Linked DNA regions of Homo sapiens: regions 1 and 3 are each linked to region 2. A link is a contact called in ENCODE Hi-C or POLR2A ChIA-PET data. All regions are on one chromosome and are shown on one strand. The core of a region is the stretch at or near the end of the contact, and the rest is flanking DNA. Distances in the headings are between cores, read along the strand shown. Region 1 has its middle 76 kb from the start of PHLDA1-AS1. Region 2 has its middle 33 kb from the start of PHLDA1-AS1. Region 3 has its middle 96 kb from the start of PHLDA1-AS1.

Region 1 (3,679 bases), core at 53-2,552, 44 kb before region 2:
ATCTGCCCACCTCGGCCTCCCAAAGTGCTGGGATTACAGGCATGAGTCACCACGTCCGGCCCCCTCTTTTTTCTTTATTTCCAAGTTTGCAATTTTTTAAAAAAACCTCTGAAGCTGTGCTTAAATAAAAATTAGATTCTAGTACTACACATCAGAAGAGCTATTATTGAAAAGCCATTCCTAAATTTTGGGTTGTTCTCACCCCTGATTTGAAACAACGATTCCCCATCTCACAAGCCACCAAGTTTGCCTCCCTTTTGTCTCTCCCTATTCTAGTAAAGCCCTGAAAGTTTACTGCGAAAGCCATCTGGTTCTGTCCTCTGCACACGAGCACAGATTACACAAATTGCTTTCCCACTTTTAGAAGAAATATCACAATCTGCCACACTAACGTCAAACAAATTCCACCTGAGAGAAAAATGCTTCTTTTAAGCAAACATGAGTCTTCACTCTCTTGTCCTGGCCATGCACTAATGACCAATCAGCTACCTTTCTTAGTAATCACCTTCATTTTATTGGAAAGCCAATACTACTCTCCAAGCAAAATAATCACTGTACCTTTAACTTCCTCCTAGGTTTAGTTTTCCAATTCTAAATTCTCTTTGGGGACCCTTTTAAATTTGTCTTAATCTGATAGATGAAAATGCTCTCCTAAAACTCCTAGGACAAGCACTCCCACAAATACTGAAATAGATTACATTTCCTTTGCCTGTTTATACCTCCTGTCAGAGTAAAACATGCAAAACTCAGAAAAGAATGTAAATGAAAAACAATAGCAAAAAAATAAATAAATAAAAAGCAAGTAATTGCTTTGGGCTGGGAATTTGCTGTTTGTTGAATGTGCTGGATTTTTTGGTGGGTGGTAGTGCCCCTGATCTGCTACAGGAGTCCATGGCACCAAGCTGGGAAGCACCGGCCTCTGCCTACAGCACACGCACTCCAGACTTCCTCATAAATGAGGCCCATGAAGACCAAAATGAAGGGAAAAGCCTAGCATGTAAATATCTCATTAGCCTGGGCCTGGGCTGGTTGCCCAGCACTGATTGGGTTCCCAGTGACTTCTTTTAGGATTGGGGCCAGGACTTATTTTTATGTTCGATCTTGAAGCAATTTATTCAGTTCCCACAAACCTCCTGGTATTGTGAAAACTTCAGAGTCCACAGTGGCAGTCTCTGAGAAGGGTGTTTGAGTAGACTAGCCAGGAGAGAGAAAGACAAAATGCCACAAAGACACATAATGAAGTAGAGAGCCGTACCCCTATTGGTGAGAACAGTCCAAGTTTTGATCTGCCAGTCAATCTCCAGAGCTAAATTCCCACACCAGCTTGAGTAATCAGCTGTCACACCCTCCAAGGGAAAACCTCCCATGTAGGAGGTCATGAGGGAAAAGAGGCAATGGACAGGGAAATTTCATGTACCGATCACTAACACATTCCCAACCCTGCACAAGGTGCTTTAGCTAAATTATTCTTCAAATTAACCCCATGAAGAAGGACAAGAAATAAGAACCTATAGCCACCGTGTCATCAACCCCCATGCTCACCTTTAATTCAATGAACAAACTCAGGCCATGTATAAAACTTGGGAAGCCAACTTCAGTGCCAGAATTAATTATGTAACTTGAATAAAACCAGATTTAATGATTCCTTTTCACTTGACTCCCATCACAGGCTCATTAGTAAGGACAGAAATTTACCCCAAAGTGAATCACACGTAAGAAGGGCTACTCAGCATTCTTGGAGGATGAATGGTAAATGTCCTCCCAGTTGCCTAGAGACGCTGAATATACAGACAGCTATGGCTCATGGAGGGATTTTTTTTTTTTTTCTCCCTCTGACCTCTAGCCAGACTTGGGCTGAATATCAAAGGCCAAGTTCTTGGTCACATTCATATCTCCCTGGGCCTCTAGAAAAAGGTTGAGTGGGTTAGCTGAGGTGCAATAGTCAGCACTTTTCAGCAGGCAGGAACCATCCGTGCTGAAGGAAAGATAGCACACAGGGTGCCCAAAGTCATAGGTTTCTTGAAAGTCACAGGATTTTTGAAGAAGACAGGAACTATGTTTTTTAACATATGCTACTAAAACTCCAACCTGTGATCCTAAGAAGCTGAGGATATGGAAAAAATCTGATGGTACTAAAGCTTTCCATTCCCAAAGGAAGCAATGACCTTTGACATTTATTCATTCAGTTATTTCTCCAACAGGTAGTTATTGAGAGGTTACTATAGACTAGAGACCATTCTAGGACATGGGCAGCAGTGAACAAGACAACAGTGACAAAAAGATTCTTTCGTTTTTCTAGTTAAAGTAATAAGTGCTTGGTGACAAAAACTATAAAATGGAGGTAAACTGGAAAGAGTAACCACCTGAATCCTCCCAACCAGGAAAAAAACAAAAACAAAAACAAAAAAACAACTGTTAACTTCATGGGGTGTACACTCTCCTTTTCAATCTATTTCTTTTTTTTTCCTCTTTTTTCTTTTTTAGAGATAGGATCTTGCTCTGTCACTCAGGCTGGAATACAGCGGCATAATGATAGCTCACTGCAGCCTCAAACTCATGGGCTCAAATGATTCTCCTGCCTCAGCCTCCTAAGTAGTGGGGACTACAGGTTCTCACCACCACACCTGGCTGCTTTTAATTCTTTGTAAAGGCGGGTCTCACTATATTGCCCAGACTGGTCTTAAACTCCCAGCCTCAAATGATCCTCAGGCCCTGGCCTTCCAAAGCACTGGGATTACAAGTGTGAGCCATATTTGCAGTCCAGTTAAAGACTAATTTCCTAATTCCAATAGTAAGACTAGTAAGACTTTTTTCTTTTTAACAAGTGAGTTAGACCCAATAGAAATGAAGAAAACAAAAAGGAAATTCAATGGATCCCCAAGCCCTCCTCACTCACCCCCTGGGCTGCTGGCCAGGAGAGAGCAAGTGCTGCAGCCCCCACAGCTCCCAGTTGACTGCAGGAATGCAGGGGGCAGCATCATGATAGCCTCAAATACCTACAGGCCCTGGTTCATAGCCTTGGGTTCACCTGCCCAGGCAGGGGAGAGAAAATTCCATCAGTGAGTATAACAACACACCGTCCTGCAGGCTTGACCCTTTTATCAGGTTACAGGCAGGGAGGCCAAAGCTTAACTCGGTGTGGTTACAGATCTTACGGAAAACAGCAGGCAAGTGTGGACTACTTGGCATCTATATAAATAACATGCAATTTCTTCCACACTATATATTACTTAAAGCTAATCGCATTATTATTCAAGTTAGCACTTCTGCCTAAATTCAATCTATTGCACTTAGGCACAGTTGCAAAACGTAAGGTCCTAGTTTTTAATTTAAGAGAAGTCTGGTACCCAAAGCTTTGCTTGTAGAGACCAAGCCCTACACAAAAGGAAATTATCTTAAACCATACCAGAGCATCATTTTAAATTCTTCTGTCAGTACACCGAAGTTTATTTTATCAATTGTCTTTTTTTCTTAAATTATCATCCAATTTTTTTTTTTTTAAACTATAACAGTCCTGCAGTGAACATCCTGGTAGCTAAATGTTTGTGAAACAGCTTTATTATGGCCTTAGGATAAATTATTTGAAGTAGAATTGTCAATTCAAATGGCATATACATTTTTACGGCTTTTGAAATCAAATTGCCAGATTGCTCCCTCAGAAAACTTATCCCAGTCTTTA
Region 2 (3,691 bases), core at 718-3,217:
CACATTGTCCAAAGCAAAGTAAAATCTACCTACATATTAGGTTTTTCCTCCTTAATCCAGCTATTTCTGATAGCAACACCATAAATTAAGTGGCTAATTATATTTGAAGTACTAAATAGCTAATGTAGTTCTTTAAAGCAAGGTCAATTGAACTATAATTTACACAATAAAAATTAACTTTATTTAAGTATACAGTTTATTAATTTGAACCATCATAAAGAGTTGTGTAACCACAACAATCAAGATATAGGATATCTCACCATAAAAGTGCCCTACATAGTTCACCCTCTCCCCACCCCATCTGTCCCTGTAGTTTTGCGTTCCCCAAATGTTATATCAAAGTAATCAAATCATGTAGCTTTTGAGTTTGGTTTCTGTCAGTTAGCACAATGTATCTGAGATGTATCCATGTGGTTGTAGTATCAGTAGTCCACTCCTTTCTATTGAGAAGTAGTCTGGATATACTACAAGTTGTTCATCTATTTCATTCACCAGTGGATAGACATTGGGCTGTCTTCCAATTTTCAGGGATTATGAATAAAGCTGATGTAAACATTCACATACAGGTTTCAGTGTGGGTATATGTCATTATTTCTCTTGTGTAAATATCTAGAAGTGGGAATTATGGGTTATATGGTAAGTGTACATTTAACATATAAGAAACTGCCAACTATTTTTTCAAAGTGCCCTTCCTTTTTTGCATTCCACCACCAATGTATGAGAATATCAGTAACTCCACATCCTTGCCAGCACTCCATGTTCTCAGTTTTTTTAAGCCATTCTAATAGGTATCACATCGTGGTTTTAACTTTCCTTTTTTTTTTTTTTTTTTTTTTTTGAGACATAGTCTCTCTCTGTCACCCAGGTTGGAGTGCAGTGGTGCAATCTCAGCTCACTGCAACTTCCACCTCCCAGGTTTAAGCAATTCTCCTGCCTCCGCCTCCCAAGTAGCTGGGATTACAGGCACATGCCACTGTGCCCGGCTAATTTTTTGTATTTTTAGTGGAGACAGCGTTTCACCATGCTGGCCAGGCTGGTCTCGAACTCCTGACCTCATGATCTGCCCACCTCCACCTCCCAAAGTGCTGGGATTACAGGAGTGAGCCACCATGCCCGGCCTAACTTTCTTTTTTTTAATGACTAATGATGTTGAATATCTTTTCACGTGTTTATTGGTCATCTGTGTATCTTTATTGATGAAATGTCCATTTAAATCTTTAGCTCATGTTTGGATGTTATTATTGCTTGTTCTATTTTTATTAAGTGGTGAGAGTCTGTCATATATTCTGGATAGCTAACATATTTTTTGAAATTAAAAACTGTATGATTGCTATCTGTTTCACAATGGAAATATACTTAACACTAATGAACTGTACACTTAAAAATGGTTAAGATGGTAAATTTTATGTTATGTGTTTTTTACCCCAATTTTTTTTTAAAGTGTATGATTGCTGAATTTCACTCTAGAAGTCAGATTGCAATGTGCGCTTTTCCAGGAAATCATCCAAGAAGCCAACTGCTAATATTGCCTCGTACCCCAGAATCCAATGTCTACAACTCTAGAAAGGCCAGAGAACTGGTCCCAGGCCCAGCCAAGATGAGTTATTCTTGGAGATCCAAGGATGATGAAGCACATGGGAAATTCCTGGTGAAAGGCATGGTGGGATATCCAAGATTATTACTGAAAGGCACTATGGGATATCCAAGATTGTTAGTGCAAGCTTGAGTGATATCCAAGACTCTTGGTGCCAGATACTGGGAGATATCCAAACATCTGTGAAATCCAGTCCTCTGCTTTCAAGAAGTTGCCTTCTAGCTGGGATAATAAGACACAGAAAATTAACAATACCAAGTTGCACAAAATTAGTGCTAAATGAGTACTGCAGACATAGGAGTTCCAGATGTCCAGAGTAGCAAAAAGGGCCCCAAGAGACTTTACAGAAACTCCAAAAGTGGACATGTTTGGGCAGCAGTAAATAGAAAAAAGTTTGCTGGAACTCCGGGGACTCTTACTAAGTGTCAGATAACCATATCTGAGAAAAGTATTTCCTACCACATAGGGTTATCATAATGACTAAATACATATAAAGTTCCTGTGGCAAGGACATAATAAATGCCCTCAGGGTTCTAGTTAGTATTTTATAATTTCTCCTGTAATGTACATATTATTATCTCAATTTAAACTTTTTATTTTGAACTAATTTTAGACTTACATAAAAGTCACAAAAATAGTATAGAGCATGTTCTTATATCCCTCACCCTGCTTCCTTTAATGTTAACATCTTACATAACCATGGTATAATGATCAAAGAGTAAATTAACATTGGTGCCAACATTATTAACTCAAAAGCAGACTCTATTAAAATTTCACCAGTTTTTCTGCTAATGTCCTTTTTCTGGTCCAAGATCCATCCAGAATCCTATATTGCATTTGTTGTTGCCTTGATTTCCTCCTGTGCCTGTTGCTCATTCTTTCCTGTTTTTCCTGACCTTGACACTTTTGAAGAGTGCTGGTCAGTTATTTTGTAGAATGTCCTTCCGTTTAGGTTTGTGTGATGTTTTCTCATGATTAGAATGAGCTTATACAATTTGGGCAAGCATATTAGAGAAACGATGCTATGTTCTTCTCGGTGCATCATAGTAAGTTATTGTGTCCATTTTCAAGATGAAGATTCTGAGGCTCAGAAAAGGATCCACAGCTAATGAGTAGCAACACCTAGATATGGAAACAAAATTTGACTGTCACCGGCTGCCTCTGTACAGGAAATGGATGAAAAAACATTTGGGGGCTGGACACAGTGGCTCACGCCTGTAATTCCAGAATTTTGGGAGGCCAAGGCGGGCAGATCACTGGAGGTCAGGAGTTCGAGGCCAGCATGGCCAACATGGTGAAACCTCGTCTCTACTAAAAATAAAAAAATTAGCCAGACGTGGTGGTGCATGCCTGTAATCCCAGCTACTTGGGAGCCTGAGACAAAAGAATCGCTTGAACCCAGGAGGCAGAGGTTGCAGTAAGCCAAGATCGTGCATCACTGTACTCCAGCCTGGGTGACAGAGAAAGATTCCTTCTAAAAAAATAAAAAATAAAAAAAGTTTGGAATGAGACTTTGTAAAAGTCAGAGGGACTTTGTAAAAGTGGGAGGTGTTGGAATGCAAAACTGATGAGTTAGAGCTGTATTCAGAGATTGGGTAATTATTAAAAGAGCTTGAGCAAGGTATTAAGACATGAAAAGCAGTATTTGGAGGCAATTAACCTGAACACAGGACAGGCATATCTTTGAGATATTGCAGACCACCACAAAGAAGTAATTATCATAATAAAGCAAGTCACACAAAGTTTTTGATTTCCTAGTGCATGTAAAAGTTATGTTTACACTATACTGTAGTCTTTAAGTGCACAATAACATAATATTTGAAACAATAATGTGCATACCTGAATTTTAAAATGCTTTATTGCTAAAAAATGTTAACAATTATCTGAGCCTTCAGTGAGTCATAATCTTTTTGCTGGTAGAGGGTCTTGCCTCGATGTTGATGGCTGCTGACTAATCAGGATGGTGATTACAGAAAGTTGGGGCAGCTGTGGCAATTTCTTAAAATTAGACAACAATGAAATTTGCCATAAGGATTTCTCTGTAGCATGCAATATGTTTTGATAGCATTTTATCCACAGTAGAACTTCTTTCATAAT
Region 3 (3,999 bases), core at 603-3,102, 63 kb before region 2:
TCCCATTTCTTCTGAAAAGTGGGATGACCCAGCAACATTAGGCCCACATGTTGACAACTAACTGGAGCTAAAGAGAAAACAGCTGACTTGATCACACACACACACACACACACACGCACCCCTACATTCTGTGAATGCACACTCAATACATAAAACTGCCTCACTCACTACACAACCAGCCTGGATCCTGGCCATAGAATATACCTTTGTTCTTTGCTTATCCCGAACTCTAATTTAGTTCATCCTCCACTAATTTCCTACTTGGAGTCAACTGTTCACACTTATTCTCACTTCTTTTCAAAGTCCTCTTCTCTTTAACTAGCACTGTGGGCTTCTAGTCAGCTTCTCACCATGGTCCTTTCTACATTGTTGACACACTAAGTGGATGCCTCACCCATCTTCCAGCCCTGGAGTCATTGTTCAAAAGAGAAGCAGGATTTTCTGAGAGGTGGCTAAAGTTCAGGAGGCTGTCAAATTCCTGTGACACTAAAACCAGGAATATAGACTGATGATGGGAGATTAACACTTTCATAGCACCATCAGTTCCTATTTTCCTACAACCACATTCATTGCTATTTACCTATTTTTATCAGCCATTTTTGACCCTTCAGACCCAGAAAAGATTGGCAACTAAAATAAGCTATGCAAAAGAAAAATCCAAAGAATACTTTTTCCTCCTAAATTAGCAGACCCAACATATCTAAATATTAAACACCACCTAAAAACAAGGCAGTATTCAATAAAAATCTCTGCATTTCTTCCCACACTATCTACCCAGCAGGATGATACAAAAAATTATAAAGAAATAGAGTCCAAAATACAACGCTTGCATAAGTTTTAAAAGCATTGCTTGATATGCAAAGATACTAAAAAACAAAAGAAAAAATGTGCTATATTAAATGACAAGCAAAAACTTGATCGCTGTATGTTAATTATGTGTTATTCCAAAGAAATACAGGAAGAAAGGCTATAGCTGAAAGATCAAGAGTTGGCAGAATTGTTTATTGCTAAATTCTCTGTGAAGCAGCCTTATAAATGAGCCTTTCAGTAAATTCATTAACTAGCTGGTCTCAGTCTTAAACTGTCTGGCAAGGAATTGTGCTTATTGGCTAATAAGGCTAGCAACACCCTAAATGTGTTTGCTCATATACATTAATTCACTCAAAAAGTAATTAACGGGTCTAAAAGACTCAGTTCTGGGAGTCCTACTGACGTATGTGGTATAGCCATCCCATATTTTCCATGTTAACAAACTCTTTTCCATTGCATCTGGCTGAAGGCATCGCCTATCCTGGTGTTTATGACTCATGTAGTAGGGCCAAGACTGTTGCTCAAACAAGTTCTGATGGTTGAAACATTAGCCAGCAAGCCCCTTGGCCTCCCAGAAGCTCTAAGATGTCTTACTGTACCTCTTTCTCTGAATATCCTAAAATGCTGCTAACACTCGTCCCCCTGAACTATTATTGCTTTAACTGTATTTAAGGATGTTGCCTACAATTAGCTTTGAATATAGCAGTTTAGAGAGCAATATAAAAATGGTGTAAATGGTCAGTGAATGCATGAATGATCAATACATCAGAAAAGTGAAAAAAAAAAAAACTGGAACTGGTTAAAAGTTTTCAAAATAATTATTTCATAGGAACATTAATGAATACTTCATCTGGTCTCATGAAAAAGGAGTCAAGATCAAACAAAAGGAGTGTCTAATTATTAAACAACTATTTTTCTATGTTAGTGGAAACAAATCAAACTCTCAAACAATATGAAAACTATTTGTATACCTTTGGGAATATATATAAAAAAAATATGTGATGGATTCAGCTATGAAACAATGCTTTGTCTAACTGCCTGGTTACATGGTGCCTGAATAGAGGGTGAGGATGAGGAAAGAGATGACAAATCCACAGGAAATGATGAAAGAAATTCAGCCCAGGATTTGAAAATTACAATAAGTAATCTGCAATGCAGATAATCTACATAAAGAGTAAAGACAAATCACTGAAAACAGGCTGCATGCGGTGGCTCAAGCCTGTAATCCCAGCATTTTGGGAGGCCGAGGGGGGCAGATCACCTGAGGTCAGGAGTGCAAGACCAGCTTGGCCAACATGGAGTAACCCCATCTCTATTAAAATACAAAAATTAGCCGAGCATGATGATGGGTGCCTGTAATCCCAGCTACTCAGGAGGCTGAGACAGGAGAATCACTTGAACCCAGGAGATGGTAGCTGCAGTGAGCCGAGATCACACCACTGCACTCCAGCCTGGGGGGCTGAGCAAGACTCCATCTCAAAAAAAAAAAAAAAAAAAAAAAAAAAGAAAAGAAATTACTGAAAACAGCTAACTTCAAATTCAGCAAACTAAGTCAGATTCCGCTATGGCAAAGAGTTTGCCAAAAGTTATACTTTTGACCACAGTATTAGAATAGGAAGGAAGTAATACTGAAGACAAAATTCACTAAAATATTTTGGTTTCAGTTGGAACAAAAACATTCTCCTTTAAGGAACTGGTATTGTGGAGACTTGATGATATTCTAGGAAATGAAATGAGATAATGTTTTCGAAATAGCCCCACGATAATGTCAATGAGTAATTTCAGTTCTTATCACCATATGATGTGGTTAGTGAGCAGTACTGATACGGAGGGGAAAAAAAAGGTGTCAGAATGTTAAAAAAAAAAAAAAAAAAAAAAAGCCTCCCTCTCTCAGGAAAACAGCAATCAACAGCTACTGCTGCTGGACAAAAACCTAACACTTCTCAGTCATGGGGGAAAAATGTCTGAAAATGAGTTTCACTGTTTCTCAGCAAATGTTGGCTTAAATATCTTGGCTGTGCCCATCAGAATACCTATGCCCAGCTTCATAATCATAAAGAAAACAGGATTCCAGGTCATTTGTGCTACAAGAGACTCAAAAGGTCATTTGGCCCATGTCCAAATTGACACTAACTTTTCTCTATTACACAGCACACAAACTGCAGAGTCAGATCTATGGAACCAGGTCTTTCTCCTCTTCCTTGATCTATTTCTCTTCTTCTTTTAAAAATAACATAGATTGGCCAGGCATGGTGGCTCATGCCTGTAATCCCAGCACTTTGGGAGGCCAAGGCAGGTGGATCGCCTGAGGTCAGAAGTTCGACCCCAGTCTGGCCAACATAGTGAAACCCCATCTCTACTAAAAATACAAAAATTAGCGAGGCATGGTGGTGCATGCCTGTAATCCCAGCTACCGGGGGGCTGAGGCAGGAGTATTGCTTGAACCTGGGAGGAGGAGGTTGCAGTGAGCCGAGATCGTGCCACTGCACTCCAGCCTGCGCAATAGAGTGAGACTCTGTCTCAAATAAAAAAAAAATTAAAATAAAATAAAAATAACATAGATCAGGGTAGAAATATTGCTGAAGCTCAGTTGCAAATCTACGAAAGTACAAAAAGCTACCCACCTTGGTTCCATTTTCTCACCTCCCATTTACTTCTCACATAGTGTAACTGTCTCTGGGACACTTTTTATCCCTGCCTATTTCAGAGGTTTCAAATTTTCTTCAATGGTTCCTCTTGCCCCCAGGCCAGAGGTAGGGGCTCCCTTGGCTCAGCTTCTATAGCAACCTCCTCATACCTGTGTCACAGACAGTATTTATTATCTTGTTATTGTTGTTGCTTTAGAGACAGTCTCCGTTGCCCAGGCTGGGGTGCAGTGGTGTGATCATAGCTCACTGCTGACTCTAACTTCTGAGCTCAATTGATGCTTCTGCCTCAGCCTTCCCAGTAGTTGGGACTACAGGCATGCACCACTGCACCCAGCTAATTCTTTTATTTTTTGTAGAGATGGGGTCTCACTATGTTGCCCAGGCTGGTCTCGATCTCCTGGCCTCAAGCAATCCACTCGCCTCTGCCCCCCAAAGCTCTGGGATTATAGACATGAGCCAACACACCTGGCCTACTTTGTTTTTTAACCATCCTGTAATCTTCCTATCTCTTACCACACTCACAACACTGTGACTTCTTGGA

Evidence for each region. A loop is a pair of places that touch in the nucleus more often than their neighbours do. ChIA-PET counts read pairs that join two places held with the same protein, here RNA polymerase II (POLR2A). Pooled maps may share reads with other maps.
Region 1: a map of mammary epithelial cell shows a loop between it and region 2 (5-fold over the local background). The contact joins two enhancer-like sites. A Hi-C loop is called at or near these places in 4 of 168 maps with a recorded cell type or tissue (CD4-positive, alpha-beta T cell, Caco-2, HepG2 and 1 more), 4 of 37 single-sample maps with no recorded cell type and 10 of 50 pooled maps. POLR2A ChIA-PET finds 5 or more read pairs at or near these places in 11 of 52 experiments (A549, AG04450, Caco-2 and 8 more).
Region 3: a map of endothelial cell of hepatic sinusoid shows a loop between it and region 2 (4-fold over the local background). The contact joins two enhancer-like sites. A Hi-C loop is called at or near these places in 5 of 168 maps with a recorded cell type or tissue (CD14-positive monocyte, Caco-2, HepG2 and 2 more), 9 of 37 single-sample maps with no recorded cell type and 13 of 50 pooled maps. POLR2A ChIA-PET finds 5 or more read pairs at or near these places in 7 of 52 experiments (A549, GM12878, HepG2 and 4 more).

The regions. Positions count from the first base shown.
Region 1 is chr12:75,952,446-75,956,124 of GRCh38, forward strand. No RefSeq gene overlaps it. Among named protein-coding and RNA genes, the nearest start is that of PHLDA1-AS1, 76 kb to the right of the region's middle. Within about 2 kb of position 1,303, at least 6 of the 41 ENCODE cell types and tissues checked have a DNase peak (open chromatin) inside an H3K27ac peak, as active enhancers do; they include mammary epithelial cell, where a contact is called at or near this core.
Region 2 is chr12:75,995,329-75,999,019 of GRCh38, forward strand. No RefSeq gene overlaps it. Among named protein-coding and RNA genes, the nearest start is that of PHLDA1-AS1, 33 kb to the right of the region's middle. Within about 2 kb of position 1,968, at least 3 of the 41 ENCODE cell types and tissues checked have a DNase peak (open chromatin) inside an H3K27ac peak, as active enhancers do; they include mammary epithelial cell, where a contact is called at or near this core.
Region 3 is chr12:75,932,044-75,936,042 of GRCh38, forward strand. No RefSeq gene overlaps it. Among named protein-coding and RNA genes, the nearest start is that of PHLDA1-AS1, 96 kb to the right of the region's middle. Within about 2 kb of position 1,853, at least 5 of the 41 ENCODE cell types and tissues checked have a DNase peak (open chromatin) inside an H3K27ac peak, as active enhancers do.